6 separate regions of the Mus musculus genome follow, and all the other regions are linked to region 1. The links are chromatin loops, found by intact Hi-C in ENCODE. Cell type or tissue: left cerebral cortex. All regions are shown on one strand.

Region 1 (5,000 bases):
ACATTCCTACACATAAAATACAATTTTAAACTCAGTATGGTAGTACAATCCTGTGATCCCAGAACTGGAGAACTTGTAACAGATGCATTTTAAATCAAGGCCTATCTGAGTTACATCGTGACACATTGTCTCAAAGTACAAAGAAACAACATCAACAACCACAAAAAGCCCACAGAATAAAACTTTCTAGTTGAATATATGAGCAATCTTACAATCAACTAAAGAAACTTGGGTCAAGAAGCATGTGTGTAATCTTATTGAAACAGGCGTGCTATACATAAAAACCAAAACAACAACAAAAAAAGTATGTACAATTATTATAGTGCCGTGAGACAATAATACCAGGACTCCAGAGGTAGAAACAGCAAGATAGAGAGCTCAGAGCCAGCCTAGGCTACATAAGGATCTGCCACAAACAAACAAACAAACAAACACAATGCATAGAGAAAAAGTTACTATATAATTGAGAATAGAAACCAGACACTGATATCATTAGTTAAACAGGGTTATATTAGAAAATCATTAGTGAAACAATGTTTAGTTAAAATGCTGAAATGGACCATAGGCTTAACAATTAAACTAGTTGAAAACCCCCTCAGAAAGGTGAGGAAAAGTCAGAAGGGCAACTGGAGGATCAGGGCTCCCTCAGTGAGACTGGGAAAGCACTAAGACAACTTCAGAACCTTCAAACAAGGTAGTGGGATCCCAGCAGCTTAAGAGGGAGGGTGTCTAGCAGCAGTGGCCTGGCCTGAAGGATCCTCCATACGGAAGACTGTATTGGTGAGCAACAGGCAGTACTCTACTGTGACCTCAAGGACTGTTTGCTTCCCCATTTGATAGCTGATACTGGGGGGTGTGTGTGTGTGTGTGTGTGTGTGTGTGTGTGTGTGTGTGTTGGCTTGCCTGTGATCATCTGAAGTGTCTTGGGAATTTCTTCTCTCCTTCCACCACAGGTTCCGGAGTGTGAACTCAAGTGGTCAGGCTTGCATGGCATGCATGGTTACCCACCGAGCCAACTCACAAGTTCTGGGAATTCTTTGGTAAGAAATAAAACATTTCTTTCATAATGAAAGAAGTAATAAGTGCGTGTTAGTTACAAGAATGCACTGTCATGCCGGGCGTGGTGGTGCACGCCTTTAGTCCCAGCACTTGGGAGGCAGAGGCAGGCGGATTTCTGAGTTCGAGGCCAGCCTGGTCTACAAAGTGAGTTCCAGGACAGCCAGGGCTACTCAGAGAAACCCTGTCTCAAAAACCCAAAAAAAAAAAAAAAAAAAAAAAAGAATGCACTGTCATCACACAGCATTCTGGAAAGATAACAGGTTTATACATTTAAGGGCATACGGCTGGTTTCATGAGGCAGGGTCTCAATATGTCCAGCCTAGTCAGGGCCAGCCTACAGGCTGCATTTGTCTCAGGGTAGCTGTGGATGCAGAACAGTAGATCTTCAAATAACAATATCAGAAGGTTGGGCATTCCTGTTATTCTCTAGGTCTTGATACACTCACCACTTCCTCTGGTGTGCATGACAGAACAGCTCTAACAGGGCTGAGAAACACATTGCCTTTATAAAGCTAAGCTGAAGAATCCCAGGGAAGTGTGCAACAGCACCAGTGAAAAAACACACGTGTCAGGAAGTATTTCCAACGTGCGAAACACCAAATGCAGAGCACCTGAGATCCCAAGTGTAGTCAGCCTGCCTAGCATAACACACCAGGAATGGTTTAGCCTCTATGAGGAGGCATCCCTGGCGAGGAGGGTTCCCTAGTAACAACTCAAGGAACTGCAAAGAAGCATTGCACATTGTCACAAACCACAGTAAATAATCATTATCATAGTAGTCTCAAATCCCAATTAATTGACAATGGGCATTCCATCTGTGCAATTACAGCAACCCTGAACATGTCCTGGGGACTACCAGATCACCCAGAGGCCTCTCCATCCTGTAAGCGCCCTCATAAGAGGCCAGAGTCCGAAGCACTTCTCTTTTCAGAAGCTGAAGCCTTCCCAATTTTCCATGTAAGACACAAGTGGATTCTGGGAAAGGCAATGGTTAACGTTTAGCGTGTACTAAGTAATCCACTTGGTTCTCAGTATGAGAAAGCTTGAGTTGTAATAATGGAAGGGGAAGTTCTAAAGGAGAAACGAGTAAAGAATATCCTGAAGGGAGAAGTGTGGGAAAGATACTGACATCTACCAGGTCTGACTGAATGTAGACCTGAGCTCTCACCAATGACCAACACTGCACACCACACGATGCAAGCCAAAATTTAATACGAACAGAACACTCACAAGGGCTTTAAAATACACGGGTACCCTATTGGGTCCAAACAGCTTACCAATGGCCAAACTGCAGACGTGTATTTTTAAAAGGTCAAATCAATGACGAGTCATTGTTGTATGAAATTACTTTTCCTAAAGTATTATTAAATTCACTAGCTTCACTTTAACTCTCCAGACTCCCTTGTTTCCACTCTTCCCAGAGAGTTTGGCTTGCTTTGATTTGTTGTTGTTGTTGTTTGGTTTGTTTGTTTTGTTTATGAGACAGGGTCTCACTCTGTTGCCCTGACTGGCGTGGCTCTCTCCACCACCTTAAAACGAAAAATCAAAACAATTTAAAACAACAACAACAAAACCAACCCCCCACCAAAAACAACAACAACAACAACCAGGCACCGAAACTTTAGCAACAACAAACAAAAGTGAAAGTCTCTACCAACTTTTCACTGACAAGTCTCAAAAGTTGACTCTCAAGGGCTGTAGGGGAAACTTTTCCTCCCCAGTGTTGCCTGGGAAGTAAATCCGCACCACTAAGAACAGACTTTGTTGGCCACCAGCAGGGGAGCTCTTCAGCTTTTGTCCCCAATCCATTCAAACAAAAGAAGTTCGGTCTGGGGCTTCCCAACCAGGGTCCCGCACCCCATGGGGTCTTGCACACTTGGGGGCCCGTCACTCACTTCTCAGCGCCCCGATGAGCAGAGAGCCATCCTTCAGCAGCTCTTTGATGAACTTGTTGGTTCTCTCCAGCTCGATCTCGTGACACTGCAATCGCTCCCTAAAATCCGGGCTGTCCAAATACGAATCGCTGAACTCCAGAGTGGGCAGCCCCATGGCCCAGGCGCGGCGGCCGCTAGCTGCGGCGGGTGCGGGGACACTGCGAACGCGGGGGAGCGCTGGGGAGAGCGGAGGACTGGGCCCCGCGCGCCGGGCTCAGTGCAGCTGCCCCGAGGCCGGGCGGAGGCTCCGGGCGCTGTCACCGGCTCGCATCGTCGCTCGCTCGCACCGTGGGGGTGGCGAGGCTACAAGCTGTAGCGCAGAGGAGTCTTCTGACAGCGTCACTCGCTGACCCTGGGGACAGTGGCGCGCGCTTAGCTGGCGGCGCCTCACGGCGACTCGGGCCCGTAGGGAAACCCGCCCCCTGTGCGGAGCGCACGCGGGCCGGCCTGCAGCTCCCGGGCAGACCCTCCTCCACCCTCCCCGCCCCTCGCTGTCCCCGCCCGGTCCCCGCCCGGTCCCTGCGGTGCGCACTTTGCTCCCCGCACCCAGCACTGCTGTGTTGTAGCCTCACCCGATTCCTACCCGTCCCCGTCTGGGCCCACTGAGAGCGCCAGGCCCTGTGCGCCCCAAACCATCTCCAACCCCCAGCGTCCCCCTCAGGAACAGTCTGACTCCCACGTTAACCCCTGCGGGAACTACCACTTCCCAGCCGGTTCAAGTTTCACTTCAGGGTCCTGCCCATAAGTCCAAAATAGAAAGGATGTCCCGCCTGACTCCCAACCCCGCTGCATTGACCCATCAGTGAGGTGTGTTGGGTGTTATCCCTCAGTCTGTAAGAAAGGGGAATTGATTTTATTAACTCATTTCACATGTTATATACCCCTGTTTTAGTGTCTCTAATTGACACCTGGGTGGGTGGACCTACAAGTTCAGAGACTTTCATCGACTTGACCTGATCAAGCATTTCAAAGGAATCATTAATTCCTTTGGTGGTGGTGGTAGGTAATACCTGCATTCAACTGGCTGAAGCAGGAGAATTGCCAAGAGTTCAAGGCCAACATGGACTACACAGAGAAACACTGTCTCTGAGATGAATATATATATATGAATTCCTGCAAAGAGTCAATTAGCAGAGGTTGACCTAATAAATGTGCGTTCTGTTGAAACCCTGACAACAAAATAACCTACTATTTTATGTCATCCTGCACTCACCTGTAGCTTTTTTGAGAACTCCGTTACTTTTCTTAAGGATCTGTTTTTAATTTCTACATTTCCACTGCTTTGTATATTTGAACCATCTGTTTTTAAAAAAGAAAGGAAGGAAGGAAAAAAGAAACTTGTACAAATCATGGGAAAATCCACTGAAGTGCTTTACATTTTTTCCCAATTAAATTTCAGGAACCTTTAGCTGCAATTTTTTTCAGCCATACAATAACATTAAAAGTAGCATGTAAACAGCCAGGAATGGTGGTGCATGCCTTTAATCCCAGCACTCGGAAGGCAGAGGCAGGTGGATTTCTGAGTTCGAGGCCAGCCTGGTCTACAGAGTGAGTTCCAGGACAGCCAGGGCTACCCAGAAAAACCCTGTCTCGAAAAACCAAACAAACAAAACAACAAAACAAAACAAAAAGCAAAAATAGCATGTAAACTTTAAAACAGACAAAACCATGTAAACAGTATGCTTGATGACTTTTTTTAAATTCTCATTTTAAAAGCTTACATCCATATTTTTAGTACGAGTCTGCACACTTTAGAAATGTGTGATGACAGTTCTATACATTTTCTTTTTGTGATATTTATTTCTAGGGATGGGAACACACATCTGAACAGTGGAAGTCAAGGGACACTCGGCTGTAACTGGTTCCTTCCACAAGGGATAAACCAGGGATTGAACTCAGATTCTCTGGCCTAGCAGCAATCACTTTTGTCAGCTGAGCCGTCTTGCCAGCCCTCATCTTAGCTATTTTAATTTCTGAGTGTGGAGCTTGTCTGTCAGTTTCATAGAT
Region 2 (5,000 bases), 140 kb before region 1:
ATTCAATAAATCAAGAAATCAAAGATTGAAAAGTTGACTTGGGCTGGGGAGATGGCTCTGTGGTTAAGAGCACTGACTGCTCTTTAAAAGGTCCTGAGTTCAAATCCCAGCAACCACATGGTGGCTCACAACCATCTGTAATGAGATCTGACGCCCTCTTCTGGTACATCTGAAGACAGCTAAAGTGTACTTAGATATAATAATAAATAAAATTTTAGGCCGACAGAAGCGAGTAGAGATTCTGAATTCAAATTCCCAGCAACCACATGATGGCTCAAAACCATCAGTACAGCTACAGTCTACTTATATACATAAAATAAATAAATAAATAAATAAATAAATAAATAAATAAATAACTTTTTTTAAAAAAGTAATGACTTATAACATACATTTCATAATACATAAGACCCTGTCACATCACCAGTGTCATATGGTTTCATCAAAATCCTTCAAGATCTGGGCTGAAGAGATAGCTCAGGGGTTAAGAGCACTTGCTGACATTCATGCTGAGGACCACAGTTCTCTTCTAGCCCCCAGAACCTTATTACCCCAGCTCCTGAGGCACCCTTTGCTCTCTTCTGGCCTCTGGAGGTACTGTTCTCATGTGCGCATTCTCAGAAACACACAAACATGTCATTTAAAAAACAAAATCTTTTAAAAAAATTGCTATTATATTTACTTATCCAAGGTTACACAATTTCAAGTCGTAAAGATGTTACTCTTAGGACTTAAAGGGTCCACATATGTATGACCGGTGCACGTGCTGGAAAGGGTACGGAATTCATCTTGTCCTATTGCCTCTAACTTAGCCCACTGGGAACAACTTGGCTACAGTGAATTAGATGAGGGTGTCAAGGTGGCCCCAAAGCACTTTAGTTGTTGTGGGAACTTTAAAAGGTTTCACATTTTGTAGCTTGAGCTCCATGTACATTTATAACTTTGCTGTGGCTATAGTCCTTTCAGACTAATTTAAAGAATTTCATTATTAACCTTTGTAGTTGCAATAAAAACTATAAAATCCCAATCTGAACTTAACTTGGCAATTATAGACCTCTATGATCTTTTTGTTATTTTTTAATTGACCAAAGCAATTATATATGCTAGCCAACAACAAAACATGTTAAAACAAATTTAGGGGAAAAGTTTATGATATAAAAAAAGGTTTAGAAACCAATTTCAAGTTTATATAGATACAAAATAATGCAACCACTTGATGAAAGCTAAGTGAAAGGCTTTCTAAATGGAAGGAAAAGAAACTGCCTGTAGCTATCCCAGCCACATGGTGAGCCTGACTTAACAGACTCTATGAACACTGAGATTGGAATACACCACGGGTTCAGGAAACAGTGGGCCCCACAGATTGAGTTTAGGTTGTAAGTCTTGACGGCAAGTGGCTTTACCACCAAGCTATCTCACTAGCCCATCTTGGCTGAGCCATCTTACCAACTCCTCTTTGCCTATTTTAAAAAGCAGTATGGCAAATCCTTATAAATAACCTAAGAAAGTGGTCAATATAAAAAAAAAAATTCCATAAGATTCCATAGAAGATTAAGCTGTGACCAACACAATTTGCTCTGTATACATATGAACTGCTTTTATAAAATCTACCCAATGGTTCAACATTAGACTTACTGTGCTCAGTTCTAAGATGTCAAGGGAAAGTGACCGCTAGGCTATGTCCTTCTCTCAAGCATGTGTCATGGGAGGAACAGAGGAACCAAAGCTTTGGAGTCTAAGAAAATTTGCAATCCCAGAATTTTATAAGCACTCCCTTGTCTGCCTGTGGCACAACTGGACCATCTTTGGGTGCTGCCAAAGCAGCCTTAGACCAACTGGCAGTTGAACGAATGAACAAATTCAATCATTCTAAGTATAGCCGGTCATGTTTCTAGACAAATAACCAGGAAGCAAGGGAAATGGGTTGGCTTCAACTCAGCAAGACCATTAACCCAAAATACTGAAGCATTTTCAGAATGGCCAAAACATAGAGACTAATTGTCTATAGGGTCCTAAGCCACACATGGGACATCTATATTATATGCTGTCCCCCAAGATTCATGGACCTTCTCAGAAGGAGATATAGAAGAGTCAGAAGTTACAAAGGACTGGAGAAAAGCAAAATCTTAAGTTCTGGATGGGACTACAGCATCTGTAGTTGTCTGAACAAAACTGAGCCAATCAATTTTCCAGGTTTGGGAAGCTTGTTAGTCTACTGATAGTGGAGAAGCTGCTCACATTAGGTGGCTGCTGGGGGAAGTTTTCCTAAGGGTGTAGCCTCTGGATAGCAAGTTTCAGTAGACCTTACATGAGGAATATATGGGTAGCACAAATTGGACTCATTGGATCATGGAATAACTAACTAATTTTTCAAAAGTAAATACAAACTAGGGAAGAGTAGGGACAGCTGGTTCTGTGATGAATTAGAGGGACAGAGTAAACACGATCAAAACTGATCATAAATATGCATGAAATTCTGAAAACTCAATAAAAGATCGTATTAAAAACCCTCTTTCCAGGTTTCCATGACCACCCAGGCCCTGATTTTCTACACTGTTTTTGCTTGTTTGTGTGTTTGAGACATGAACTTGATGTATAACAGACAAAGTTTTGATCACTCTCTCCTATATTCTGGTATCGCATGCTTCAGCCACCACACAGAGCATCCCTCAGTGTTTTTGCAGTCTTAGAATTGCTTTTTGCAGTCTGTCCACCCTGGAGACTGAGGCAGAATTCTGACAGTTTTTTGAGAGCCCATCCTCAAAACACAAACAGAAAATATTTCACATTTCTCCTGAATCTCAAAGTTGCTCTGAGTCACTGTTGGTTCTCTGGGGGAGAACACCGACAGAGATTTTGGAAACATTTTGAAATAGGAGCCATAAATTTCACTATGGAAAAGTCACACTGGAATGCATAAATTGGGAGGGAAGTGTACAGAGAGAGGACCTGACAAAACTCTGCAAAGTTCTAGAGCTCAGCCTGGGTGATGTCATCGTTGGTGACGTCATCAGCAAGATTCCCCTCTGGCTCCCACCAAACATTTTTGTGCCAACTTGCTAGCTAACAGTAAATGGATCATTTCAGCATTTTTTATTCATTAGTTTTATAGACTTGCTTGTGAAGATGAATTCCTAGGTTGTACTAAAGAAGGCCCTCAGAAAATAAACGTGACAGATTAAAAGGGGAAGAAAATGTTACATTGATTCAGTTTTGAGGTATTCTGAAGGACCATTATAGCTTATGCTAAAACAAAGGCAAACCAACTAGCCTTGACAGATTGTTCAAAAGCTTAAGGATCCATTTTAAAATGCCAGGAGTGATGGTACGTGCATGTAATTCCGGAGCTGACGAGGCGGAGAAAAGAAGATCCCTAGGGCTCACTGGTCAGGCAGCCTGAACCGCCCCAGACTGCTTTCTCAAAGAAACCAAGGCAGATGCTTCTGAAGTGCACACAGTCTTCTAATTGTGCCCGTGGTGACTAGTTTTAATGAACAGCTTGACTGGGTTACGAAACCGCGAAGGCATTTGTAAATCACTCTTTTGCATCTGGAAGGACGTTTTCCAGAAAGGGTTAGCTGAAGCAGGAAGACCTGTCCTGGATGTGGGTAGCAACATCCTGTGGGCTGCCATCTTAGAGTGAATGAAAGAGGAAAAGGGAGGAAATGTTCAGGGCACCCACATTTCCCCACTTCCTGCTTCCTAGAGAAGTGAGCAAGCAGCCTCATGGGCCATCTGTGACAGCCAACCACCAGCCATGCTATCATCGCACCTTCCCAGCTACAGCCTACACCCTCAAACAATGAGCCAAAGAAACCCTTCCCCACTGAAGTGGGCTCTTGTCGGGTATCTGGTCACAACAAAAAGAAAAGAAACAAACAGATTGCCTCCTTTAGGTGTTAATTATATTGCAACTGAGTTATAAGGAAGAGCTCCAGGTACAAACTGTTCAATTTCAAGCATTAAACATTTGAGTGTCGTCTAGACAAAATAAACCACCCTAGATAGTGTCCTCTAAAATTATACTGCATTCTGACAACTACGCCTACTTCTGCAGTTGTCTAGGTCCCACACACAGAGCCACAAAGCACATCATTACTTTCTGCAACCCCAAGTACTAAAACTGTCTCTTCACTTGTCTATGAGGTTCCAGCTGACTGGTATAATCTTTTCCTGGCATGTCCAAGGTCTGTTTTCAGTCACCAACATTGTACAAGGGAAAAGATAGTTAATATCCATTCATCTCCCAAATCAAGTATCAAAGGCTACTAACCTTCAGAATTTTAATATTAATGAGGAAGCAGACAGAAATTACACCAATACCAATATCTACACCATATGTCTCTGTACCAACTACTGGGCATTTCTAAATGAATACACCAACCGGAGCAGCTAAGTTGGACAATAAATGAAACCTTGTGACCTGGGCTACAGGCAGTGTATGGATGAGGCAAGTCTCCACTCAGAGCAAAGACCTCTGGATCCCAGGCTAAAACACAAGCTGGCCATTTGAATCCAAGTTTTGTTTTAGACTTCATGCCTCTTGCTTAATGACTTTCTCAGCTGAAAACCATGAGAGCAAGGGAAAAGAATCCTAAAAGATGAAGGAGACAGGAGAATACAGGGTAACATAACATGGAGGAGCTCAGATCAGGCGGGAAGTGAAACTGTTTGCACATCTCTGTCTGTCTGTGCATCTGTCTGTGTGTCTGTGTGCATGTGTGTATGTGTATATGTGTATCTGTGTCTGCCTATCTGTCAGTGTTTCTGTGTGTATCTGTCTGTCTGTGTCTCTCTGTGCCTCGTGTCTGTGTAGACAAGAGGAGAGAGAACAAGCAGAGGTTACCCTGGTGGATTAAAGGCCAACAGAATTGGTTAGGGTTGTAAGGCTAAATCAAGGATCTACATGTGGGGAAGGGCAACTAGACAGACAGAAAGACTACCATCTTCTGTTCCAGGAAGATGTCCACCGTCACAGGGATAAGCATCAACCAAAGCAGCAG
Region 3 (5,000 bases), 190 kb before region 1:
GTGAAAAGGCATTAGATTTAGAGACTGGGCAGGATATCCCAGGAAGGAGCTGGCCACAGTCAATAACAATTTGTCCAGAGGGAGAAAAGAAAATTTACCAGCAGGTGGCAGTATAGATCCTGTTTTGACTAGGGAAGTCTATTCAAGGAGAATTTAAAGCAGATTAAGAGTGAGTTCGAGGCCAGCCTGGTCTACAAAGTTAGTTCCAGGACAGCCAGAGCTATATAGAGAAACTCTGTCTTGAAAAACCAAAAACCAAAAACAAAACAAAAAAAAAAAAAAACAAAAACAAAAAAAAAAAGAGTTGAGTCAGAACATAGGATCACATGATCATTTTTACTCTGAGCAAAATCTTCAGAAAAGAAATTTCATATTCCTAGCCTTGAAATAACAAATTCTTTTGTGCTTACATCTGTAAATAAGGAGGACTTATAAAATTATGGGATGAGTATGTATGTTACTAAGTTTATCTAGAAAAAATGATTCATTTGGTACTTTATATAATTGCCTGCAGTCTTATTCCATAGCCATAGCCACTGTCTCGGTCAGCCTACAGCTTCTTGCTGCAATAGAGTGGAAAATACCTTCAAAAGAAGCCTATACTGTACCATTTGTTATTTTTCAAATTAAAAAGAGAAAGGCTATTTGAAACCATCTTCTTATGAGAGTGGCTTCTCTCACCTCCTCTGTGTGGGGAGGCAGGAACACCCAAGAGTCATCCCATGTGTGTGTTGGGATTGCTAATTCGAGTATGAGCCGGATCTACTAGGGAATGATGACTTCATGCTTTTCTTTCAACATGCAAGTCAACTCCATTCTGAGTTAGGTTCATTTTTAGGAGTTTAACACTAAAAATAATTTCTTAAGTTTTTTTTTTTTCATTTAACTTAATTCTCCAGTTTAGAGCAAACTGGGGCTTAAAGCTGAATTTAAACACTTCCAGGTAGGCCCTGCATGTGTAGATCTAGACTTTTTCAAAGATTAAAAAACATTAAAATACTTCTGAAATGCCTAACTAACAGCAGTCCTCTGACTAGCCATTAGAAGAGCATTTTCTCTGTTGGCATCAGTAATTGGCCCACAGTGAAACTCTCCCACTGAGGATTAGACATCATAGGTAGTGGGTCATTTCAAAGCCATCAGAAGCCACCCAGTTAATTACATTTACAGGGAAGATATTTTTAAAACATTGCAAAAACCTACAAAATATCTAACACCCTTAAATCTACTTTTCTAATATTCTGACTTCTCAGAGTATGGGAGCGGGAAGGCATACTGTGTCAGAAATATCATGGCATCTAAATAGTGTGTGTGGATTCCTGGAGTCTAGCTTGAGGCTCTGGAGTACAGTTAGTTTATCTATTAAAAAATTAGATGCATACAGAAGTGTCACATGTTTGTCAAGTCACTCGAAAGGAAGTAATTTGATAGAGATTGTGGCGAGCCAGCACTCTCCACTGAGACCTGTTTGCTAATTGAGCTTTAAAAGTCATGATTCCAGCACTTCTGTCTCTCTGAGGTTGCTCTGTATCCTAAGCATTTCCAACACATCGACTGCCACAGACAGAAATCCCCCTGCCAGCCTCATTAGTGGGGCTGTAGAACGTCGTAATAGGAAGCATGCATTTTCTTCCAACACATTCTAAGCACCCAGAAGGGAGTGAACAATTTTATTGAAGCACATAAAAATTACATACCGAGAGATGGCTCAGAGGTTAAGAGTACTAGCTGCTCTTGCAGAGGATCTGGATGCTGACATCCAGCCTCCAAATGGCAGCTTATAACACGCTGTAACTCTGGTTTCCAGGGATTTAGTGGCCCTCTTTTGGCCTCCATGGGTATTAGGTACATATATGGTTCACATACATACATGCAGACTAAGCTTATACACACACAAAGTAAAATAAATAAATAAATCTGAAATATTAATTAATGGCACACCAAGAGCGGTCACCTTTTTCCTTGATGCTGCATTTCCTTGGAAGAAGCTTGGTAAAGTCTAAACAAAATGGGTGTGAAAGAAGAGTCCCTAGATGGCGGTAGAGCTCAACGTTTTAAAAAGGAGTGTGTCCATGTACAGGCTGGTGGCACACTAGACAGATGCCATGGTGGTAAACCAATGGCGGTCAGTAGAAAGACCCAGGGAATATGGACACCTGCCCTTCCCAGACCTTCGTCATCTTTGGTCAGTATGGGGGAAAACAAACAAACAAACAAACAAACAAACAAACAAACAAAAAGAAATAAGGCTTAAGCTCTCTATAGAGTAAATGTGACCTTCACAAAAATGATAATAAGGACTAATTGATGTATAATTTTATTTTACACTTAGTATTTTGTGTCTATGTGTGCATGCAGTGGGTGAGTGTGTCACGGTGCACATGTACAGAACAATCAAGAAGGAGTTGGCACTTTCCTTCTACCATGTGGGTTTTAGGGAATAGGGCTTGGTGGCAAGTACTTTTTCTCCAGATTCACATTCGTTTAGTACCAGGAAACTCTGTCACACTTTATTGTTTCCATGGTGTTTAGAGTTAAATTGTTATTTATTAGCCCTCAAACAAAACCAAAAGTCAAAACTTATATACATACTGCAATAAATTGACTGTCATAAAAAAGACCTGTGCCAAGAAGTTTAAGTGGGATGTCACAATTTGGGATAAGGTAAGGAGAAACACACACACACACACACACACACACTTCAAGTGAATGGAAGCTTCCATTTCCTCACAGTTCAACAATACTAATCATACTTGACATCATGACACCATGTTTTTAGATAATTTTTAGAACTAAATAAACGTTCATAATCTTCCCACCTATTGGTGGCCACTTGACTAAAATCCAAATGGATTCGTGGGCATGCATTAGCTACTCATCTCTACACAGACAACTCAGTGGGATAAAGTAAGATGATAGAGCGGGGGCAGTGCCTAGTAAGAGGCAGAACCAGCTGCAGCAGGATGCTCCAAAGCCCCTACTTCCCACAGCCACACACCAACTTCTCATAGTTCCACAACCTCTGGAAACTGGGACATGCATTAAAATACATGGGCATGTGGAGGACACTCCACACCAAAGTACATGTGTGTAAAAGGAAATGCAAGACATCTAGAGTACAAAGCAAATTGCAAAACTAACCATTTGCCACTGCCCTGAACTTGTATACACAAAATACTAAAGAATCCATTTTAAAGAAAACTAATAGAACTAATAAGCCACTTCTGTGAGATTAGTGTGCAAAGACTGAGTTTATACTGGCATACACTACAACAGACAATCTGAAATGAAATTAAGAAAACTCCCATCTTCAACTGCCTTAAAGGAATAAAATACTTACCAGCTAATTTGGTAAATTTAATTCAAAACTTATTTTGAAAACCATGAATGTAGCATAAATAAATTAAAAATTGAAACAAATAAAATCTCTCCCTTTCACAGTTTGAAGAACTTGAAACTGTTAAGAAGGTATTTTCTCCACATTGAAAGGCAAGTACGGTAAAATCAAAACCACACGTCACATCTTTGCAGAATCCAGAAATTGTAAATTCACATAGAATGGGAAGCAGTACTAGCTGACCAAAGAGCTCTTAGTAAAAATAGAGTAGGAAGGCTTACACATCTTATGTCATTCCAACTTAATGCCAGACAGCATAAATGGGCAGCTCACTGTGATGGGAACTGACAAACAGATACATATCAGTGACCATGGCAGAGTTTGAATGGCCACATTTGGTTCTCAGCTGGTAGCACTGTTAGGGAGGCTGTGGAACTTTCAGGAGGTGGGATGCTGCTGGAGGAAATGAGTCACTGCAAGTTAGACTTATGGTTTACCATCCACTTGGCTTCTAGTTCTCTATTCTGCCCAGATCTGAGCCATCTCCCACAGCTACCTTGCATTCTCTATCACAATGGACTGAGTCCCCCTAAACAGTGAACCACATATATCTTCCCACACACACCACAAATCTCTGGTTAACCAATGCTTCACAAGATTCTCAAGAGTCTCACAACTAGGGAATAAACAGGCATTGGTGAATATCTGAATAGATTCCCTCCCCACACATCAGGAACCTTATATACATACTGCAATAAATTGACTGTCATAAAAAAGACCTTTGCCAAGAAGGGTAAGTGGGATGTCACAATTTGGGATAAGGTAGGGGGAAACACACACACACACACACACACACACACACACACACACACACACTTCAAGTGAATGGAGGCTTCCATTTCCCCACAGTTCAAGAATACTAATCATACCTTTTGCCTGCCATCTGTGAACAAATGATTATAAATTTTCCTTTTGATACAACTAAGATCATATCATAGAAAGAGATACCTGAGTGTTTCCAGACAGAATGAGCCATAAGAAAGCTCAGATGTGGCAACAGCCCATCCCTAAGTCACTCTCCAGAAGGTACACAGATAAGAAAATACCATCCCAAGTTCAGACAAGGAATAATTGTACAGTTAGTGGGCAGAGCCAGAAAGACATGTAAATATGTGTGGAAGAAATGTACAGGGAAAATTAAATTGTCAAAATTTATGGACTCTCATACTGTGGTTTAAAAATAGGCCTTAACTTAGAAATGCCTATTGGCAAGTGTTACAGGAGTTCTCCACCTAGGGCAGAAGTAAGAAGCGTGGCTTTCTAAACTACAGTGTGTGCCAGCAGGAGGATGGGTCAGTGGTTAAGAGAGCTTCCAGTTCTTCCAGAGGATACAAGTTTGGCTCCCAGTACCCACATCAGGAGGCACACAACCTGTTAACTCTGATTCTCAGGGATCTAATGCCCTCTTCTTGCCTCCAAGTTGCATGCACATGTGTGCTTGTGCATGTGTGCACACACACGCGCGCGCGCACACACACACACATACACATATATAAAGTTTTTCAAAATCTTACACACACACACCCAATAAAACCTCATCATGGGGCTCTCTGTCAGGGCTTAGTCAGAAAGAGGGGAGTAGGAATCATAAGTAGTGCCCTTT
Region 4 (5,000 bases), 140 kb after region 1:
GAGGCCTTCCTAGTGTCCTTTCTATTTTGTGTTTCTCCAGGTTGATAGAGATATATGGTCAACTAAACCAGCCAATGCTGGAAGAAGAGGTGCAAAGTCCTTTCTACCTGGGTTTGCTGGGATGTTCCATCTCTACCATGCTATAGGTATTTGTGATGCTAGAGAGATTTGGTAAAAATGTGTGCTCATTGTTACTGAGTGACTGATTGATAAAAACTGCTCTAAATCATTATTGGCAATCAGGATTTTGTTGGCCTTTGGCTTAGTTTTTCTCCATATGGTTTAGGTTTTGTGGCTGTGTTTCTAGTTCTGAGTGACTGCAAAAAAGTGAAACATTAAGAAAATAAAAATAAAATATGATTTGAGAATTCCATCTATCCCAATTCTGTAAATAAGTATTTTTTTTAAAGAGATCAAGAGTATGCCTGAGGTCATGTCCATGTCTTTGTGTTATGCTGCTGCAGGAGGCCATACTGATGTGAGTGGCTTGCTCTGCTATCTGAGGCCTTGTGATATCTAGCCTATGCTGCTGCTGAGGGCCGTGTCTGGATCTGTGTTGATGTTTGTGGACCATGTTACCACTGAAGGCCACGTGGCTGTCAGTGGTGTGTGCTGAAGCCATGTGGATGCCCAGTTGTCGTGCTGCTGTTAGGGGCCATATTGAAGTGGATGGCCTGCATGGAAGGCCATGCTGATGTCAATGGTCAGGCAACCTCCGAAGGCCTTGTCTGGGTCTGTGGTTCTGCAGCATCAGGAGTCTATGTTTGTGGTCTGTGCTGCTACCAGAAACTAAGTGGAGGACATTCATCTGTGCTCCTGCTGACTGTAAAGACTGAGGACTACTTTTGCTGTGATTTTGATGATACAGGCACACAGTTGAGAGGGAGAGGCATGGCAGGCTTCTGTGGTAACCCCTACTCTCTCAATCCCCATCCCCACTCCTTAAATAAAAACCTAGACAGGAAGCCACCAAAGAGAACTCCTAAAAAGTGTGATGGAAATGAGAAAGAGTAACTCTTCACAATTGATGCCTTCTGGTGGGAGTGGGAGAGGAAGGTCTTGTTCAAGGACTTGTTTAAGGGGCAGTCCTCTAAGAGTTTGACCGTATGTTCGGTAGAGAACAAAGGTTGCTCCATCCCACCTTGAGGGATATACTGTGAACACTAGGAGAAAAGGGGAGGGAGAGAGAGTCAGAGTAGGGAGAGGAAGAAGAGAGACTGGGAGACATAAAAAGAGAGAAGGAAGAAAGGGATGGAGGAGACCAGGGAGATGGAGAGTTTGGGAAGGGGAGGAAAGGTGCAAAAGATGGGAAGCGAGAGAGAAGGTGAGGGAAAAGATAGAGGGGAGACAAGGAGAAACAAAGGGCAAGGGAGAGAGAGGAAAGAAGAAAGGAGAGAGGGACAGAGGGGGGAGAGGAGGAGACAGAGAGAAGGAAGCGGGAAAGGGACAGAGAGAAAGGGGACAGAGAGGAGGGAAAGGACGAAAGAATAGGGAGAAAAGAAGGAGGAAGAAGGCAGATTTATCATAACTCACCCCACGGACTCCCTAGCTGAATTCTACTTCCTTCTCCAGTGCTCAATTATTGGTTTGTTGTTGCTCACTAACTTTTAAAGTGTAGGCAGGTAGCCAGGTGTGGTAGTGCACTCCTTTAATCCCAGCACTCAGGAGGCAGAGACAGGCGGATTTCTGAGTTCGAGACCAGCCTGGTCTACAAAGTGAGTTCCAGGACAGCCAGGGCTATACAGAGAAACCCTGTCTCGAAAAACCAAAAAAAAGAAAAAAAAAAAAAAAAAGTAAGCAGGTGCAGTTGCAAATACAATTTGATGCATAATTGCCATTATTATGCTTGGCATTTGCAAATTTAATTCTAATTACAGAATTAGCTGCTGTCTTGTATCAGAAGGAAAAGAAAGTGTTTTAATTTAACATTTTAATAGGAAGTGTATGCATATTTACTAACTTCATTATGAAATAATCATCAAGCAATTTTTGACTATCTATGCCACAAAACACAATGAGATTTTTTTTTGATGGAAGATGCTATAGTCTTATTTTAATAGAAGCATGTTTTATTCACAGCAAACATTCTACGCTCAGTCCTTGGGTGCCCCCTTGTGGACATAAGTAGTGACTAGTAAAGCAGGTGAAAGCAAATGGGTTTTACATTTGCTCTGACTTAGCAGAGAGATATAGTGACAAAAGCATAGAATGCTTTCTTTTCTTAGTACCTTAGTGCAATAACCACATTATATGTCATATAGTATATGCGCACGTATAAATAAAATTTATTTATTTATTTATTTATTTATTTATTTATTTATTAAGGGTCTCACTCTATAGCCTCTTGGCTGGCCTGGAACTCTTTATGTAGGTGAGGCTGGCTTGAGACTCATAGAGATCCACCTACTCTGTCTCCTGAGTGTTGGAGATCAGAGACACCACAACTGGAAAACACCACATAGTATTATTGATAAGAGTCAGATGGCAAGTATGATAAGTATATAACATACAAATGTATATTTGTTGTATCAGATGGGTTAATAAAACATTGTGTACTCAGAATGTCCCTCAAGATATGAAAATCAATGGCTGTTATTGTAGAGGACCAGAGACAGATCCCAGCACTCACGCTGGCTGTCTCCAACTGCCTGCAACTGCTGCTCTACATGAACAGATACCCTCTTCTTCCTCAGAGGACTCTACATTCCTGTGCACATACCCACTATCCCTCTTATTAAGAAAATACATAAACACTAAGAAAACGCAACATAAAAGAAAACAGGAATGTGGAGACAGGAGAAAAACAAAGAAAGCCAGGCTTCTGTCTGTTCCCCAACAGTCAGAGGAAGAAACATCAGCACCATGTGAGTGAAATCAGCCCTTAGCCTCCTAAGCAACCTGCCCTAGCCAGCTAGGCAGGCTGGCCGTCCTTACTGAAGCAAAACAGTACAGCTTTCACGAGGCTTTGTCCAACTTGCGTGCTCAGTAAGTACCTATGCTACAGACTCCAATGAGCCATAGTCATTTCAGCCTTTGGAAAGATATCCTGGTGTGTGTGTGTGTGTGTGTGTGTGTGTGTGTGTGTGTGTGTGTGTTTGTGTTTGTGTTTGAGCGGTGTATGTAGAAGACAAGTACTTTTTACGTGCTTTCAAAGTAAATTATCACAGAGCACTCTCAGACAGAACCACCCTTCTCCCCTCTAAAATCAGAGACAATCCTTTTCTCAGATTTCACTGACTTAAACAGCTGCAGGAAAAATCTCTCTTCCTTCAACATCAGCTAATGCACAATTCTGAAACATTTTGCTATTTTATTAAAAGATGATGTGCGATATTAAAGTCATAGAGGGTGATCTGTATGTCAATGGTCTCAAATTCAAATTTGAATCTCAAATTCAATCCAGTTCTCACTTCCTGAAGAGAAAAGCTACTTTTGAAGTACTCAGAACCATTTAGACACACTAAGTTTTTCCCACAAGATGTCACTGTTGTACCAAAAAATGCAGTCACAAGTGTATTTTTCTGTCTCTGACCTTATTTTTATAAATTGATTCAAAAATATTCATATACAGGATATAGTCTTGAACCTAAGGACATCTATGAATTGATTAGATTTGTAGATACTCAGTAGCCCCTGAACCTGTATCAAGCAAGCATATCTTAATTGTATGCATCCAAAATATAAAACTGGTCATGTATAAATACACAGAAGGCTATAGTTGAGATGATTTACTAGACACATTTTCTGAGGGTGGTGGAAGCCCAATCATCTCACTGCATGTGTATGATACTCAGGTTGAGAGCATTAGTGGACTTAGCAGATCGAACAAAACAGGTTTGCTCACCCATCCTCCACATGCCACTGAGAAAATGAAGATTTATTCATTGTTGGGAAGAGGGACAATGATATCCAGTGGCCCCCAGCCCATCTTTTGTGAAGGGTCTGAAGATGTCAGGGAGATCAGAGACCAAAATCTATCTCAGCCACTGGGGTAATATCTGAGAGATGAATTCACTAGTGTGAGTCAGCTTTCTAGTTTGTAAATGGCAGTGGTAATTTCTCATGGTTTCTTCTGGAGTAAACTAAGACCGCAAATGTAAAGCAGCTAGAAGGGGGAGGTTGAGGCTGGAGTGATGGCTCAATGGTTAAGAGCACCTGCTGCTCTTGCAGAGAACTCAGGCTTGAATCTCTGCACCCACATGGCTGGTCACAGAAGTGTAATTCCAGTCGCAAGGAACAGATTCCCTTTTCTGGCCTCTTCTGGCACTACACACATGCGATATATGGACATACACGCAGGCAAAAATCTACATGCAAAACAATAAAAAGAAGGAAGAAAACATTTAGCGACAGTGGGTGCTTCTTGTTAATTCAGAGAGGAGACTGTTAATATGAATCACATTTAACACGTTGAGCATAGCCATAGTGTATGCTGAGGCTTGAATTGGCTTCACAGGTGTAGAATTCCTGTTCTAACACTTAAATATAGGTACAATGATTTAAGTACTTGGAATAACTGATAGTCTGGAATGAAATGGCCTTTATTCATGATTTTGCTTGTTGAATTCAGCTACTTATTTGAAGAATAAATGGCTCTGGACCTGCTTTTGTCCTGATTCTCCTCAGCTGGTGATTGGAACCAAAATTTGCCTTAAGTTTGGCAACTGAATTTAGTTAAACAGCATTTGGCTAATTGTTAGTCAAACTGTTGGATTTCTTCTTGTCTGGCCACAATGCATTGTATATGGCTCCTATTTTTAAGCCTCCATTAGCTCCCTAAGGATCCTAAGATAAACTGAAAACATGGCTGACATCTGCAGCCTGCCCAATTAGTCTAATCAACCTCAGATGACAAAGCCAGAATGTCCTTACACCAACTCATCTGCCACATGTCACAAAAGGAGGATCTGAGTCCCAGAGCCTGAATGAACTTGCCCAGTGCAGTACTTCTCCTGAGGTATTAACCAGGACTATTATTCAAGTATCTTTGCTCCCTGGCA
Region 5 (5,000 bases), 130 kb before region 1:
GCTTCATTGAAAGAACTTAGGTAACTAGAGGTGTGTTCTTGAAATGGTTCTTGGGACTCCAGACCTCCCTCTTCTTCAGAAGAGAGCACCTTCTTCTGCCAGCCATCCTTTGTCATGTGTGTAGCCCTGTGGCAGGACCAAAGGCAACAGAGCCAGAAGACTACGAACTGAACTCTGAAACCACAGCCAAATTAAATGAAAGAGGAAAGGCTGATCTCAGGCCCTCGTTATAGTCACAGAAAACCATGGCACAGTAGAGACCTGTGCAGACACACAAAGAAAAACAGGACAGGGACAGAGAAACATGACACATCATGAAACCTGAGACCCAACGTCAAGTGCAAGGAAGACAGAAGACTCAAAAAGTCTGTGCTTCACTGGAAACAAGACAGTAGTAGCTCAGAGCAAAGACAACCATGACCTGAAAGAAACCCAAGTGACCTTCTGCCTGTACATGCATAGCCATGAACTCACTTACATGTATCACACACACACACACACACACTCACATGCACACACACACACACACACACACAAAACACACACACACACATGTGCACATACACACTGACTTCTAAGAGGGCTTAGTTACTCCATGGATTGTATGACACTGGTGATTTATATGTTTAGTTTTGAACAGTACAACTAACAGCAGTGTGCAGTTAGCAAGCATACTTGCTAAATTATGGTGCAAACCATATTACTTAATGTGGTTCATATTTTTAAAAACTTAAAAACAAGAACAACAGCTCTAGTCCTCCAGTGTGCAGGAAGCACCTCAGACATTTTACAAATGTTCTCAGCTGTGGCAGTTCCTCATTTCTCAGCCTTCTGCTTCACCTGGGAGGTTAGTTCCCCTTGGTACTGATTGGAAATCTTCAAGCAGTTCTATTTGATTTTGCTGTAGTTTTTGAGACAGAGTTTCATGTAGCCCAGGTTGGCTTCAAACTCCCAGAATCTAAGTCTTGCCTTGAAAATACTACTCCTCCAGTGTCTACCTCCCGAATGCCAGGACTATTAAATGCATGTGCTTTCCCACTCATGATTCTGCCAGTCTTAGACCTGCATCTGATAGATACCAACATGCCACAGGCCTCTGCCAGCCCCACTGATCATCAGAATGGATTTGTTCTTCCCCAGTGTTTAGGGAATACTCCGCCCTGTGTGCGGCATTAAAGCTGCTCCGTCATAGCTCTTGATTTCCAACATTTGCTATTACTGTGAGTGTGCTGAGGATAGCAACACAGGCTATCTGCGTGCTCTTGGGGCTAAGAATGAAACAGCTCAGTACTCTCTGCAGAACATTTCAATGTCTAGGACAGATGACAGCATGCTAATAAAATTTCCAATGACTCAGAACTGGGGAAGAAGGACAGCCTGGACATGATCGCGTCTATATGCCAAGGGTCTCAGAATTTTGGAATAAAGAGACTGAAACTTTATAAGAATCTCACCAAAATCTCTGCTAGGCAAGAGGTGAAGGGAACCTAATTTCAAGGTTTCTAATATTCTATTTTTATCTCATTAAACAATGTGATGAATGGCATTACATGGACACCTGTTTCATTTTGGATTTTTATGTCTGTGCACATGTGTTTAATTGCTGTCATTGTATGTGTGTGACTTTGCATACGGAGGCCAGAAGGCAATCTATGGAGTGTTTAGTTCCCACTGAAAGCAAAGATTTAAGTTTAGCCAGGAGAGGTAGGAGACTTCTTCAGTCCCAGCACTTGGGATGCCAGAGCAGACCTTTCTGTGCGACTTTGAAGCCAGCCTGATCTACATAACAGCCTGGTCTACAAAACAAGTTCTAGGCTAGCCGGAGGTACATTGTGAAACACTGTCTCAAAACAAATCAAACATTCCAAAATTTGTCACCATTTTATCAAGAAACCACTCTCCTAGAATTGCCAAAGGAACTAGGTTTGTTTAAAAAAAAAAAAAAAAAAAAACACACATTGCAAGAAAACAAGTTTGATTCCTATCTAAGTCCTAACCACTAAGGAATGCAGATAAATTTAGTATATAGCAGTATTTCTCAAGATCTCATAGCACAGATACCACCATGACGTCAGCAAGGCTCCACTGTCATATAACCAACTATAACTTATATATATATATATCACATGTACATGGTTCTAGCACTTTAAAAAATTATGTATTGGACCTAAAAATGGATCAGAAGGATAAAACAAAAATAAAACTTGTGGGAACACTTAAAATATTCCTAAGTATGGGAATTCATCCAGTGATCTACAGCATTGCTCACAGGAAAAAAACAGTAGTAATTAATTCTATAATTTAGGTTTAATTAAATTAAAATATGAGCACCTAATTTCTTGTTTTATTTAAATTAAAAAAGAGGCAATGCCTCTTAATCTCTTGGAGTTTCAGGTGAGTAGTGTAAAAACAATAGTGGCTGCTACTCTAAAGCTGCTGTGTGGGGTAGAGCTTTGTAATTGTGCAGTGTATCTTTCTCAAGCAATGTCCATCCATGATACACCTGAGAACCACATTTTATCAACCTCTGTGATCAACGCAGGTATGTCTCTTCTATGATACAACGTGAGACCAAGTAACCTACATATGTGCTGACCTGCTCAGTTAAAACCCACATAACAGTAACACCTACTGGCAACTCTGAAATAAAAGCGGGGACCTTCTTGGCCCTTACTATGTGAAAACAAACTCAAGCTCAGAAGATAGTTTTTAGTTAGCGAAGCTTTGATTTCATGTTTGTGTACTAACATAAAATTTACTTCTAGAACCTCACTCTTCAAATGATCTCATGCATTACTCATTTTGATGAATAAAGAAAGAAATATTTTTTGCATTTACCAAAATATGTTGGTGTTATTGAACAGTCATGTGAATTCGCTCGTCTGTGTTTAAAATCTGACCCCACCTCGGCCCATTTGCTTAACTTCTACATTCTGCAGCGTCCCCACCTAACAGCTTCCTGTCTCTGGTGATGACTGTGAGGAGAGATGAGTGTACGTGCAAAGTGCTTAGGAAGTGTTTGGTTATTTGTTATTATTTACAAATATAACCAATTACTAGCAATCAAAACTTTGCAGCTTCAAACATGTATTATGCTCTCCTGATGAAGGTTCAGTCTATATTTCTCAGTGAGCTCCCCTCTGGGGGTACAGTGAAGAGAACATAGCTCCCCACACCAGCAGTCTTCTCACTCTTCTAGGCTCCCATACTGCTCTACAGAAAACTCCTTTGTGAAATATTCAATTCTACTATTAGCAAGTAGAGGATTATACAAAATACATTTGAATTACCAAAATCTTAAGTGCAGCCAAACCTCCTCATTTCAAACTCAGCTAGTTAATATGATTCCCTAGCTGGTCTCTGGAACCTCCAGCACACACGAGATGTGCAACCTGACTACTTTTTTAGAGAAAAGCAACTTGAGAAGTCCAAGCTAAGATACTGCTATAACTTAATCATTAAGAACATGTACTGAGCAGGGCATGGTGGCACTCACTTTTAATCTTAGGACTTCAAAGGCAGAGGCAGGTGAATTTCTGTCAATTTGAGGCCAGCCTACTCTTACAAAGCAAGTGCCAGGATAGCAAGACCTACACAGAGAAACCCTATAAGTAAAAACTTGAAAAAAAAAATGAAAGAAAAGAAAGGAGGAAGGGAGGGAGGGAGGGAGGGAGGGAGAGAGAGAGGAAGGAAGGAAGGACACATACTGCTTTTTCAGAGAGAGGTCCTGTATTAAGTGCCTAGTATCCATGTCAGATGGCTAACAGCCATCTATCACTCCAGCTCACTGAGTTATAAAGCCCTCTTCTGTCTCCTTTGGGCAATTGCACTTACATGGACATACCCACACAGAGACCCACACTCTAGTATCATTAAAACTAAAACTTTAAGAAAATAATGTCAACAAAGAGACTTGCTGATAGATTTGGAATGCTAATAAATGACTTCTTATCTGCCTATAGAACTCAAATATGATGATTAACTGGAGAAAGTTCCACTGGGAAGCCATGAACAGCACATGGAAACCAGACCAGACCAGTATCTACATGGCCTATCGGCAATGGAGAGAATGTAAGACTTAAGCTACCAAAACCGCACTGTGAACCATAAACCACCTCCCTCCAGATTAATCTCACCACATGTCCAAGACTGTCCACTGCACTGCATGAGAGATCACAAGGTGAACAAAAGCCTTACCACTCAGAACATCAACAATTCTCCAAGATTATCTAAAGCCATGTATATACATAGGACAACAAAGCAGACCACAGCCATTTTTCACATGGACAGACTCTGTGGCTGTGACATAATTCTGGCAGTTCTGCCTGGATTTCTCTTCAGGATGCTACAAACTAAAGTAACATATGCAAGACACATTTAAAAATAATAAGCAAATGTTCAGAACTACTACAGGCAGAGCAAAAGGATGCTTGTGCTCTGTTACAGTCTTCAACATGAAGTCACTGTAGAAGAATGGAGTTCACTTTGCAGCGACTACCATTGCATTGTTTAGCTCTGTATTCAAATCATAGAAAAATGTTCACATGCCTTCCATCAAACTCTCAGAAATGAAAATCAGCATCTTCAAAAGCATTTCTTTCCAAAGTAAAAGCAACTTTCAACTTTTATGGCCAGGACTTTTTAAGTTCTTTCCTCTAGAAAAGTCGTCAGTGTGGAGCATCTAGTGTGTGCTAGAGATTTCAGGGACCAGTCAGGGAATCATATTAACTACTTGAGTTTGAAATGAGGAGGTTTGGCTGTACCTAAGGTTTTTTGGTAATTAAGTTGTGTTTTTGTATAATCCTCTACTTGCTAATAGTAGAATTGAATATTTCACAAAGGAGTTTTCTGAAGAGCAGTACGGGAGCTTTGAAGAGTCAGAAGATTGCAGGTGTAGGGAGCTACATTTTCCTCCCTGCACCCCAAGAGGGGAGCACACTGAGAAATGATCCCTGGGACTCCATAAAGTCACTTCTATTTCAATTACAGCTATGCATTCT
Region 6 (5,000 bases), 130 kb after region 1:
AAATCTAAATCCTTCAGTGGTGAATCCTAGGGGATTTGCCATATAAGCTGGGAGACATCTTGTCTCCTCTATGTTCCTGTCAAACCCCCCTATTTCTCTTCTGCCTATTCTCTTCCCTGTCCAAGCCAGAAGTTCCTACTTGCCCAGTGACTGGCTCCTTTATTCATTGGGAGATGCATCACAAGAAGTCACCTGAGTACATGACGCATTCCTCGTTACATACAACCCTCCTGGAAAAACACAGACAACACTAGGGCCATCCAAAACAAGAGGACTTTCTTTTCTGGTCCAATCTATTTGGTATTCTGTATGTTTCTACTTTTATAGGCATTTTATTTTTTAGGTTAGGAACAATTTCTTTCATGATTTTGTTGAAAATATTTTCTGAGCCTTTGAGCTGGGATTCTTCTTCAATTTCTATTTTTCTTAGGTTTCATCTTTTCATAGTACTTCAGATGTCCTAGTGCCAAGAATTTTCTAGATTTAACATTTTCTTTGACCAATGGATTAATTTCTCCTATTGTATTTTTTATGTCCAAGATTCCCCCTTCCATTTCTTGTATTCTGTTGGTGATGCTTGCTTTTGTAGTTTCTGTCCAAATTCCTTAATCTTTCATTTCCAGACTTCACTCAATCTGTGTTTTCTTTATTGCTTCTGTTTCCATTTCCAGGCCTTGAACAGTTTTATTTGTTTCCTTCATCTGCTTGTATTTTCTTGGTTTTCTTTAAGGGATTTAGTCATTTCCTCCAATTGTTAGTGTTTTCTTGGATTTCTTAAGGGATTTATGCATTTCCTCTTTAAGGACCTCTATCTTCTTTGTATAGTTGGTTTTAAGGTCTTGTCCTTCAGCTGAATTGAAATATCCAAGACCTGCTGAAGTAGGATGGCTGGGCTCTAGTGGAAGTGCTGGCTTCTAGGAATCTGGGTTTGGGATGATTATAGATCTTGGTGCTGAGTTTTGAGTGTGTTGTGGGTGGGTGTTTTATTCCTAGGTTTCTATAATGGCCAAGTGTTGCCCATTTTATTGGCCTACTCGGTATGTTCACAGGGACTGCCTACAGGTGTTAGAGGATGCTATGCAGTTATGGACAGGGAGAAGATAGGAGGGCATGGTCTATGGGATCCACAGGAGATGCAGGCAGGTGCACCTGGTGATTTGTTGCGATTCTAGGTCTAGGATCAAGGGATTGGCTCTAGGGCAGTGGTTCTCAGCTTTTCTAATGCTGCTGTCCTTTAATACCATTCCACATGTTGTGATGACCTCTAAATTATTCCATTGCTGCTTCATAACTGTAATTTTGCTGTTAATAATAATAATAATTTTGCTATTATTAATTAATATATTATTAATCAATGTGAATATATGATATGTGGGATTTATGCTATGTTATTGCTTTGAAAGCATCATTCTAACTTCCTAAGGTTTAGATACACTAGTCTTGGGGAACAGGGAGAGGTCTGTGTTGGGGGAAGGTTTGTGTGCAGCCTACTCATTTTTCTGGCTGGCATGGCCTATAGTTGAGTGGAAGGGGTCTGTTGGAGGTAGGGCCTGGGATACAGTGATAAATGGAGAGAAAGAGGTTAGGAGGGGATGGTGTGTGGGATCTACAGGATTTGTGGGCAGGGAAAAGGGAGGATGCAGCTGGTGATGTCACAGCTTGAGTAAAACATTTCTTAAAAACCCTTGTTTTTAAGAAATAAATATTCAGCCTCAAAGAATTAAAAGGTAATGTAATATAGTTCAGGTTATGTAGAACATCTCAGATGTCTTATTACATTCATAAATCATAAATATTTCAGATAGATATAAGTGAGAATATGATACATGTCCTTAACTCCAGCACCTGGGAGGCAGAGGCAGACCGATCCCTGTGAGTTTGAGGCCAGCCTGGTCTATACAGGGAGTTCCAGGTCAACCAGGGCTACATAGTAAGTCCTTATCTCAAATAAGTCAATAAGTAAGTAAGTAAATAAATAAATAAATAAATAAATAAGCACGTAAGTAAAGAGATAAATAAAAATGTGTACAGCATCATTTTAACACATTAAATTATTAAAACAGTTTGAACATTCAATCTGCAATTAAAAGTAAGGGAAATGCAAGAGGAAGGAAGAGGAGAAATATTGAGAGAGGGGGGGGGGTCAGGGAAGAAAATCTAGGCAGATTCAAGTAAGCTTGTGAGCTGCCTAGGGAGCTGAGACCTGAGGAAATCTCATGGAGAAATGATAATGTGTCTGAGAGGCTCAGACAGGCAGCCTTCCAGGGAAGAGCAGCCCACTCGCACCTCAGCATTGTTGAGGTTACTGTCCCCCACCAGTCACTGGCAGGTGAAGATTTGCTGTTGATGCTCATGGTCCAATGATATCATTGGAATCTTAAATGTTTTACATGGTGGTTTAATCATGACCTGATTTGGGCCTCTGGGATTATGCCTTGCCAGCATCATTTGTGAATTTAATTTTAGTTCTGAGGTGATTTTAATAAAAACTAATTGCTTAGGTAATTAGTGCTATGAAAACATGTGGAAGAGAGTTGCACACACAGAACACACATCATGGTCAAGTATTCATCAGGAAGTCATTGCTACATTTTTTGGCAAAGTTTACTTAAAATTACATTTTCTGTGCTAAACATCTCTTCCTATATACAAAATGTTTCCCATTACACCCACTAGACAACTTTCTAGTTTTTATTTTTATACATATTTTACCCTTTATTTTATGTGTATGTATGTAGGCCTGAATGAACATATGTTCACAACATGAGATTGGGTGTTTAGGAGGCCAGAGAACTTTGGACTCCATGGAATTGGAATTACAGGTAGGTCTGAACCACCTGATGTAGGTCCTGGGAATTAAAGCCGGGGAGTAGGAACTAGAACAGAAGTGAGCCACTGAACCATTTTCATAGCCACTACTATGAGTGTGTGTGCGTGTGTATGACTGTGTTCATACATATTCAGGTTCTCTTGAAGGGCAGAAGAGGGTTTTGGATCTCCTGGTACTGGAATTATAGGCAGTTGTGAGTTGCTCCATGTGGGTGCTGAGAACTGAATCTGGGTCCATTTTAAAAACAGCTTGCTCTCATAAGCACCCAGTCATCTCTGCAGCTCCTGTTGTTCATGTTTTCAAGTTCTGAGAAGGTTGAGTTCTGTGCAGAGATGGTGCAAGTTCATTCAAAAGACTGATTTATGAAGTCTCAATGTGGCAGCTCGGTGCCTGCCCTTCCAAGATGCCCTGATTCTTGGTATAACAACTGGACCGTATGGCCTTGCACTTGGGATGACTCTGTAGCCTTGCACTTCTGTAGGTCTGGGTGTGACTGAAGTGCACAGAGGAGTTTGGAGTTTAGTAAAACCTCTCAGATTGTTTCTCAAACAGTTTGTCAGATAAACTTTCTGATTCTGAGACTTGAGTGTACCTCAGAGTACCCCAAGAGATATTTTAATTCCCATGCCTTTGAGTAGGTTGTTCTGAAGTCACGAAGAGCTTGTCCTGAAACAATTGCTTAATGCTCAACAGTTGAGAAATCAAACAATTTCAGTCTTCTGGATCATTTAATGAATCACTGTGAAGTCTTCCTTGCACTCCATTTTCTTCTCTCAGCACCAAATGGCGATAACATCTGGCTCCAATATTAAACCAAATCAAAGTTTTGGCAGGTTTGCTGATTGTTTCCTATGAATAAACCTGTGACTGAGCAAGAGTCCTAGGATTAGGCAAAATGCTATATAATGTTACTGCCTGAAGTGATCATACAATATGGTCTTGAGCTGAGCCTTAAAATTTTTTTTGTATTTTTATTTTTTTTAGATTGGATATTTTGTTTATATTTCAAATGTAGTCTCCTTTTCTGGTTCTCCTTCTGTGAATTCTCTATCCCATCCCCCCTTACCCACCTTCTATGAGGGTTCTCCTCTAGCTACTCACATTGGTACACACCTCTGTCAATTTCTTGACCCTGTGTACATCTCCTCCATCTCCTCCCATACCTAATTCTGACCCACTTTCCCCCCTCCCCCTTCTTTCTTCCTCCCAAGTCCCTCCCACCTTCTACTTCCTTTGATTATATTGTTACCCCTTCTAAGTAGGTCTGTTGCATCCACTCTTTGGTCGTCCTTCCTCTTGAGCTTCATATAGTCCGTGAGTTGTATCATGGGAATTCCATGATCTTTACCTAACTTTTTGTTGAAGGACGATTTTACTGGATATTCGAATGGCTACTCCAGCTTGTTTCTTAGGATTATTTGCTTGGAAAATTGTTTTCCAGTCCTTTATTCTGAAGTAGTGTTTGTCTTTGACACTGAGGTGCATTTCCTGTATGCAGCAAAATGTTGGGTCCTGTTTATGCACCCAGTCTGTTAGTCTATGTCTTTATATTGGGGAATTGAGTCCATTGATGTTAAAAGATATTAAGGAATAGTGATTGTTGCTTCCTGTTATTTTTGTTGTTAGAGGTGGAATTATGTTTGTGGGCTATCTTCTTTTGAGTTTGTTGAAAGATTACTTTATTGCTTTTTCTAGGGTGTAGTTTCCTACCTTGTGTTGGAGTTTTCCATCTATTATCCTTTGTAGGGCTGGATTTGTGGAAAGATTGTGTAAATGTGGTTTTGTCATTGAATATCTTGATTTCTCCACCTATTACCATATTTGAGAGTTTTGCTGAGTATAGTAGTCTTAGCAGGCATTTGTGTTCTCTGAAGGTCTGTGTTACATCTGTCCAGGATCTTCTAGCTTTCATAATCTCTGTTGAGAAGTCTGGTGTAATTCTGATAGATTTGCCTTTATATGTTACTTGACCTTTTTTCCTTAGTGCTTTTAATATTCTTTCTTTGTTTTGTGCATTTGGTGTTTTGTTATGTGATGGGAGGAATTTCTTTTCTGGTCCAATCTATTTGGAGTTCTGTAGGCTTCTTGTATGTTCATGGGCATCTCTTTCTTTAAGTTAGGGAAGTTTTCTTCTATAATTTTTTGAAGACATTTACTGGCTCTTAAAGTT

What was found. Peaks named below come from ENCODE experiments on the same cell type or tissue, not always from the same donor. Only the 100,000 strongest peaks of a DNase experiment are listed, where the experiment ranks them.
Region 2: a loop joins it to region 1, with 2.2 times the contacts of the local background. A loop is called at or near these places in 5 of 42 quality-filtered maps.
Region 3: a loop joins it to region 1, with 3 times the contacts of the local background. A loop is called at or near these places in 9 of 42 quality-filtered maps.
Region 4: it touches region 1 in a loop (3-fold over the local background); 9 of 42 quality-filtered maps call a loop at or near these places.
Region 5: it touches region 1 in a loop (2.1-fold over the local background); 5 of 42 quality-filtered maps call a loop at or near these places.
Region 6: it touches region 1 in a loop (2.3-fold over the local background); 9 of 42 quality-filtered maps call a loop at or near these places.

What each region holds. Positions count from the first base shown.
Region 1 is chr9:9,235,672-9,240,671 of GRCm38, forward strand. Arhgap42 (Rho GTPase activating protein 42) reads right to left here and starts at 3,356. Exons shown (of 24, transcript NM_001372563.1): 1 at 2,955-3,356. The coding sequence starts at 3,108. Gm16833 (predicted gene, 16833) reads left to right here and starts at 617. Exons shown (of 4, transcript NR_045754.1): 1 at 617-780; 2 at 954-1,040. In left cerebral cortex, a CTCF peak has its summit at 2,843; DNase peaks (open chromatin) are centred at 1,718, 2,913, 3,012 and 3,311; H3K4me3 peaks cover 2,321 bases; H3K27ac peaks cover 1,104 bases.
Region 2 is chr9:9,098,255-9,103,254 of GRCm38, forward strand. All of the region lies in intron 4 of Arhgap42 (Rho GTPase activating protein 42), which reads right to left. Among named protein-coding and RNA genes, the nearest start is that of Gm16833, 140 kb to the right of the region's middle. In left cerebral cortex, no CTCF peak of the experiment used is centred here; DNase peaks (open chromatin) are centred at 2,932, 3,782 and 4,052; H3K27ac peaks cover 1,490 bases.
Region 3 is chr9:9,049,314-9,054,313 of GRCm38, forward strand. The region is part of intron 6 of Arhgap42 (Rho GTPase activating protein 42); the gene reads right to left. Among named protein-coding and RNA genes, the nearest start is that of Pgr, 150 kb to the left of the region's middle. In left cerebral cortex, CTCF peaks have their summits at 97 (motif pointing right) and 2,027; DNase peaks (open chromatin) are centred at 81, 676, 2,033 and 3,789; H3K27ac peaks cover 320 bases.
Region 4 is chr9:9,373,363-9,378,362 of GRCm38, forward strand. No RefSeq gene overlaps it. Among named protein-coding and RNA genes, the nearest start is that of Gm22815, 74 kb to the left of the region's middle. In left cerebral cortex, CTCF peaks have their summits at 2,116 (motif pointing left) and 3,471 (motif pointing right); DNase peaks (open chromatin) are centred at 2,107, 3,482, 3,765 and 4,106.
Region 5 is chr9:9,107,101-9,112,100 of GRCm38, forward strand. All of the region lies in intron 4 of Arhgap42 (Rho GTPase activating protein 42), which reads right to left. Among named protein-coding and RNA genes, the nearest start is that of Gm16833, 130 kb to the right of the region's middle. In left cerebral cortex, no CTCF peak of the experiment used is centred here; DNase peaks (open chromatin) are centred at 1,105 and 2,038.
Region 6 is chr9:9,361,914-9,366,913 of GRCm38, forward strand. No RefSeq gene overlaps it. Among named protein-coding and RNA genes, the nearest start is that of Gm22815, 63 kb to the left of the region's middle. In left cerebral cortex, no CTCF peak of the experiment used is centred here; no DNase peak of the experiment used is centred here.